Linked DNA regions of Homo sapiens: region 2 is linked to region 1. Evidence: chromatin contacts called from ENCODE Hi-C or POLR2A ChIA-PET data. All regions are on one chromosome and are shown on one strand. Each heading gives the region's core, a stretch centred on a gene start or an enhancer-like site at or near the end of the contact. The rest is flanking DNA. Distances are from core to core; before and after follow the strand shown. Region 1 overlaps INTS4 (integrator complex subunit 4). Region 2 overlaps NDUFC2-KCTD14 (NDUFC2-KCTD14 readthrough).

Region 1 (3,158 bases), core at 56-2,555:
AGAAATAGCAGACAAATGACTGCAGCATTCCTTAAAAGACAATCCCCTTCAACCCTGCCTGCTAGTGAGTTTAAACATGATTACATTTATAAAATTTGATTTAGTTACAAAATGTCAAGAACATGTCCAGTATGTTAAATAAGCCAGTTAGTTTAAATTTTTTTTTTTTTTTTTTTTTTGAGATGGAGTCTCACTCTGTCGCCCAGGCTGGAGTGCAGTGGCGTGATCTCTGCTCAGCACAAGTTCTGCCTCCCAGGTTCGCACCATTCTCCTGCCTCAGCCTCCCGAGTAGCTGGGACTACAGGCACCCGCCACCACGCCTGGCTAATTTTTTGTATTTTTAGTAGAGATGGGGTTTCATCGTGTTAGCCAGGATGGTCTCGATCTCCTGAGCTCGTGATCCGCCCACCTTGGCCTCCCAAAGTGTTGGGATTACAGGCATGAGCCACTGTGCCCAGCCAGTTAGTTTAAATTTTAAAGCAAACATCCATAAATGTCCAACTATTATCTATGTAACTGATATTCTCAAAATGCTTTTGCCACATATCATTACAATAATCTTCGCAACAGTTCTACAGGTGCAAGCCACAGCATCTGGCTCATAGGTGAGATCTTCATTGGGTTAAATGGCTGTTTGGATTACAAAACAGGGCACTGTGTATGACAGTGAAATTTGTTTTACACTCATACTAACAAATACATGGCTCCAGTCCTCATCAGAGAACCTTCTGTATGAAAGGCTAACATTTCACTCCATAACAACTCAGAAAGTGTAAGTTGTGGAGAACCCCAGGGGTCAACTGATCTAATCTCATGTGATACAGGAATCCCCTGTAAATCACTGCACATCACAGAATATGGATTTTAGAGTTGACAAAGCTGAACTCAAATCCTGCTTCTGCCTCTTCTTAGCAAATTACTTCATGTCTGCAATGATGGTTGTAAAACATCGCAGGTGCCCTCAGTGCTATGGTCCATCTGCTTCCCTTTCCAGATTTTTCACCATCCTGCCTATGCTCCTGAATACACACTCAAGCTAGAAACACAGAGCCCCAAACTTAGGACAGTGATCTGGCCGGCCACTGCCTAGCAAGACTATCATCTCAGGAAACCCAGACCATGAAGGCGAGTACCTTCTAAGAGCCAGCACTGCAGCTGATCACCAAATTGGCTAGCTTTTGTGCCTTTTGCACTTGCTTTAGTGCCAACAGGATAAAACTGTCAAGGACAAAATCTAAATGTTTATTTAGGTGGGGATGAGTCAGGAAGTAGACTGTATTTTACTGGGCTCAGGGCCAACAACCTCATTCAGTGGCCTCCAAAACTAAACACTTTGTTGAGGGAGAAGAGAAATCGCTTCACAAGAGGTATAGAAAGGACTGGAATCTCCGCTTACAGAGCTGTGGACTGCCCAGAGCTTACAGCAGGGTCAGCAAATTTTTTCTGTAAAAGGTCAAATAGTAAATATGTTAGCTTTTACAGGCCGTATGGTCTCTGTGGCAACTACTCAACTCTGTGATTGTAGCATGAAAGCAACTATAGACAATACCTAAACAAATGAGCGTGGGTGTGCTTCAATCAGATCTTACATACAAAAGCAGGCAACAGGCCAGCTTTGGTCCACAGGCTGTAGTCTGGGGACTCCTAGTTTAGAGTACTGTTACTGGCACATCACAGGCACACAATAAATATCAAGTATATGATTCAATGTACAGTGGCAAGAGAACAAACTGCCATGCTAAAATCATTTCAACCTAAAAAATAATTCAGTTTTCCCTATCTTTTATTGTTACTGATTACAGTGATGGTATTCAGGTGAACACTCTGCCATTTGGAATATCATTTAGGCTTAGCCTGTGCAGCTAATGCAGCTTCTTCACACCACACAGCCATCTTTGACATATTTCAACTTGTTAACGATTCATGTTCTGCAGCCCTTTTGGCTGATGCTATCACTGCAAAGCAGTGATATGTGTGAGTCCATTCATTACGGTAACAAGCTTTCACTCAAGCTTTGTTTCTTGCAGTATCTATCATTTCTAGTGTGATCTCCTCCACTGATTTTTAAAAATCCAGTCAACAGTAGGATTTTCTTGTTGAACTGTGAAGGCCTGTGCTAGGTAGGGACTTTGTGAATCATCCCTGCTTGGGTCCCAGAGCTACTGGGGGGCCCATCACTGGAGTGGCTGGTGAGACCCTCCAGGGCATGAGAGTTGCTATGGGCCTCTGTGTGGCTTCTAGAGGCTTCCCAGGGGCACAAAGACTAAGTGACCCAGGTGGAAGCTCAGGAGGCTCACGCTGGACACATGCTGCACACTCTGGCTCTCCTGTGGCTGCAGCTGCACCCACCTACCCAGCATTCTCCCCACGACCTGTCCAGCCCAAGCCCACGGCACTCCCAGGGGAGCCCAGGACACCCTCAACTTTTTATTGGATTACTAGAGTATCAGACCACCCATTTATCTCTCAGTTCCTCACTCCCACCCCTGCACCCAGCAAGTCACCAAGTCCCCCAGGTGAGTAAACTGGAGCTAACAGCAGTTGGTACTTATGGCATATACTGGATTTGGCTCACTCACTCGTGGTATTCCTATCTTCATCTACTGTATCTTCCTAGACTACATAAGCTGCAAAGTTAAAAACTGCATTTCTCAGATTCCCTTGAGCTAGGTTCCAGACATGATTTATTATCAGTCAATCAAACACATTCGCATGAGTTTTGCATAGGGAATAATGTTAAGTGGGAAGAAAGGCAGAATGCAAGACATGGTTCTGGAGCCAGCAGCTTTATTGGTAGCATCCTGACTCAATAGGCAGCTTTCCTGATCATAGCAGGAACATCAGCCTCCTTGGTGGCCCACTCATTGTGTGGCTCTGGAAATCATTCCTGGATATTCCACCTAGTCTGTTTCTTTAGCCTTCCCAACAACTCTGTGAGCCATGTAACATTCTGTAATAAATTTCTTTCTGCTTAAATTAGTTAAAAGCCTCTTTTGTTTTCTGCAAATGAACCCTGAGCAATAAACTTGACTAAGATCAAACAACTACAAGTCATGTGTTGTTTAACGATGGAGATACATTCTGAGACATACACTGTTATGTGATTTTGTCTCACAAACATCATAGAGTATATTTACACAAATCTAAATGGTATAGCC
Region 2 (2,909 bases), core at 11-2,510, 130 kb after region 1:
TACTGCTGCTGTGGTCACGGTCAGGCCCGGATGTACCAGGGGCTGCCAGCAAAAGAATCCCATCTCTTGCAAGGGATTCCATAGCGGGAGCAAGGGCCAGGAATTGGCGCCCTGCCTAAAACTCATGGGAATTTCCCCAGAAGGGAGAATATGGGGCTAGGAGGGAAGGAGTAGAGTCTGGACTTTAGATTACAAAAAAAAAAAAAAAAACACAAAAAAACAGGTGTCTCTGACCACAGGGTTGGGCTGAACTGAATTTCAAGAGGACCTTGAACTGGGACAGGGTTGGTGCCACCCCTACTACATATATATCCACTAACAAAACTTGAATCATGCCATTTAAAATATTTATTTAACCAGGCCAGGTGCGGCAGTTCATGCCTGTAATCCCAGCACTTTGAGAGGCCGAGGCAGGCAGACCGCTTGAGCCCAGGAGTTCAAGACCAGCCTGGAAAATGTGGAGAGATCCCATCTCTACAAAAAATACAAAAAAAATAAATAAAATTAGCCAGGTGTGGTGGTGTGCTCCTGTAATCCCAGCTACTCAGGAGGCTGAGGCGGGAGGATTGCTTGAGCCCCAGTAGTTGAGGCTGCAGTGAGCCATGATCTCACCACTGTACTCCAGCTTGGGTGACAGAGCAAGACTCTGTCTCAAAAAGAAAAAAAAAAAGAAAAGATTTATTTAAACATGTATGAGCCTGGGGCAACATGGTGAAACTTTGTCTCTACAAAAGAAAAAAAAATAGCTAGGCATGTTGATATGTGTCTGTAGCCCCAGTTAATCAGGAGACTGAGGTGGGAGGATCACTTGAGCCCAGGTGGTTGAGGCTGCAGTGAGCCAGTCTGGGAGACAGAGTGAGACCCTGTCTCAAAAAAAAAAAAAAAGTGTACTCATTTTTTCCACCTGGTATCGTGACGATTTCCCCCATATGAAGGGCTCTTCTGTACCACTTTTTAAAATGGCGACAGAGCATTGTGTTGTATGAATGTATCATAAATCTACTAAGCCACATTTTACTTCTTTCTTCTCTCCTTCCTTCTGTATTTTTTCTCTCTTTCTCTACTATAATAGTGCTGCAGTGAGCATCCTTGATAGCTAAGGCACTGTGCAAGGAGTAGGCACTTTTTTGAGCTCTTATTCAGTGTTTCCAAATTACTAAGAAAGCTGTGCCCACCATCCAGGCACACAGAGTGTGGCTGCCCTGTTTATGTTTTTGCCCCATGTTCAGAGTCTGACCTCCAACAGACTTCCGGGGCTGCAGGCAAGGGCTGAAACCAGAGCTGGCCGCTGGCCAGGAGCTGAGAACCAAGCCAAGGCTGCCCCCGTTTCCCGTGTCATGTCTTCCTGGAATCTGAAGTACGGGCATTTTTTCTGGCTGATTCAAAGTACCCTCAGAAACTCACTTCCTGCTCCATGTTCTTTTTCCTTTCTCCTGTCTTCTCCTTCTCTCTTCCTTGTCTCTTTTCTTTCTTTCTTTCTTCTTTTTTTCCTTTCTGTTTCCTCTTTCTCCCTCCACTTCTTCCTGTGTCTCTTCTCTCTTTAACTCTGCTCCTCTTTCTCTCTGGCTCTTTTCTCTTTGTGTGTCTCTCTGCTGTTTTCTTCCTCTTTTGCCTTCTTTCTGCACCTTTTAATTTTCTCCGCCTGGAATCCAGCCTCATTTCTGTGTCTTTTCTCTGTCTCTTCGGTGGCTGTCTGTCCTCCATCCACCACTCCTGTTCTGTGAGTCATCCCTTCCCCAGGGAGAGAAGGCAACCAACATTCTCCTTGCTAGGCCTTGATTTTTTATTTTATTTTATTATTTTTTTTTTTTTGAGATGGAGTTTCACTCTTGGCCCCCAGTCTGCAGTGCAATGGCGTGATCTTGGCTCACTGCAACCTCCGCCTTCCGGGTTCAAGCAATTCTTCTGCCTCAGCCTCCCAGTAGCTAGGACTACAGGTACGCATCACCACGCCCGGCTGATTTTTGTATTTTTAGTAGAAATGGGGTTTCACCATGTTGGCCAAGCTGGTCTCCAACTCCTGACCTCAGGTGACCCGCCCGCCTCAACCTCCTGAAGTGCTGGGATTATAGGTGTGAGCCACCGCGCCCGGCCACTAGGACTTAATTTGAATGGAAGGTGATTTTGCCTCTCACAAAGGACAAAGCTAACAGATCTCCGAAGTGGGAGTTGCCTGGTAAGCCAGGTTGACCCAGGCACTCTGGGCTTCAAGGATTGGGAGACACACAGTCTGTCAAGCTTCCATTAGAGGCTCTATCACCCCAGGGGCCAGCACACTGGGTCTGATGACTCACCAGGGCGGCACTGGCGCAGTGGCAGCAGGATGTAGGTAGGGGCACTGGAGTTTATGATGTTGCTGCAGGGAGCAAACCTACTGTGTGTGGGTGGGCTCAGGGCTGGATGCTGGAGACCCAAGAACACAGCAGACCCAGTCTGCATGAAACTGAGAGACTGGACTAGCTGGATTTCCTAGGCCGACTAAGAATCCCTAAGCCTAGCTGGGAAGGTGACCGCTTCCACCTTTAAACACAGGGCTTACAACTTAGCTCACATGGGACCAATCAGATAGTAAGGAGAGCTCACTAAAATGCTAATTAGGCAACAACAGGAGGTAAAGAAATAGCCAATCATCTGTTGCCTGAGAGCACAGCGGGAGGGACGATGATCAGGATATAAACCCAGGCACTGGAGCCGGCAATGGCAACCCCCTTTGGGTCCCCTCCCTTTGTATGGGAGCTCTGTTTTCACGCTATTTCACTCTATTAAATCTTGCAACTGCACTCTTCTGGTCCATGTTTGTTACGGCTCGAGCTGAGCTTTCGCTCACCATCCACCACTGCTGTTTGCCACTGACTCCCATCCCTCCGGATCTGGCAGGGTGTCCTCTGTGCTCCTGATCCAGCGAGACT

Evidence for each region. A loop is a pair of places that touch in the nucleus more often than their neighbours do. ChIA-PET counts read pairs that join two places held with the same protein, here RNA polymerase II (POLR2A). Pooled maps may share reads with other maps.
Region 2: a pooled map shows a loop between it and region 1 (1.9-fold over the local background). The contact joins two enhancer-like sites. A Hi-C loop is called at or near these places in 1 of 168 maps with a recorded cell type or tissue (HepG2) and 4 of 50 pooled maps. POLR2A ChIA-PET finds 5 or more read pairs at or near these places in 1 of 52 experiments (OCI-LY7).

Annotation. Positions count from the first base shown.
Region 1 is chr11:77,913,151-77,916,308 of GRCh38, forward strand. The region is part of intron 15 of INTS4 (integrator complex subunit 4); the gene reads right to left. Among named protein-coding and RNA genes, the nearest start is that of INTS4, 80 kb to the right of the region's middle. Within about 2 kb of position 1,306, at least 10 of the 41 ENCODE cell types and tissues checked have a DNase peak (open chromatin) inside an H3K27ac peak, as active enhancers do.
Region 2 is chr11:78,038,876-78,041,784 of GRCh38, forward strand. The region is part of intron 1 of NDUFC2-KCTD14 (NDUFC2-KCTD14 readthrough); the gene reads right to left. It also overlaps a transcript of KCTD14 not described here. Among named protein-coding and RNA genes, the nearest start is that of KCTD14, 17 kb to the left of the region's middle. RefSeq lists an enhancer at 713-1,669 and a silencer at 1,306-1,365. Within about 2 kb of position 1,261, at least 34 of the 41 ENCODE cell types and tissues checked have a DNase peak (open chromatin) inside an H3K27ac peak, as active enhancers do.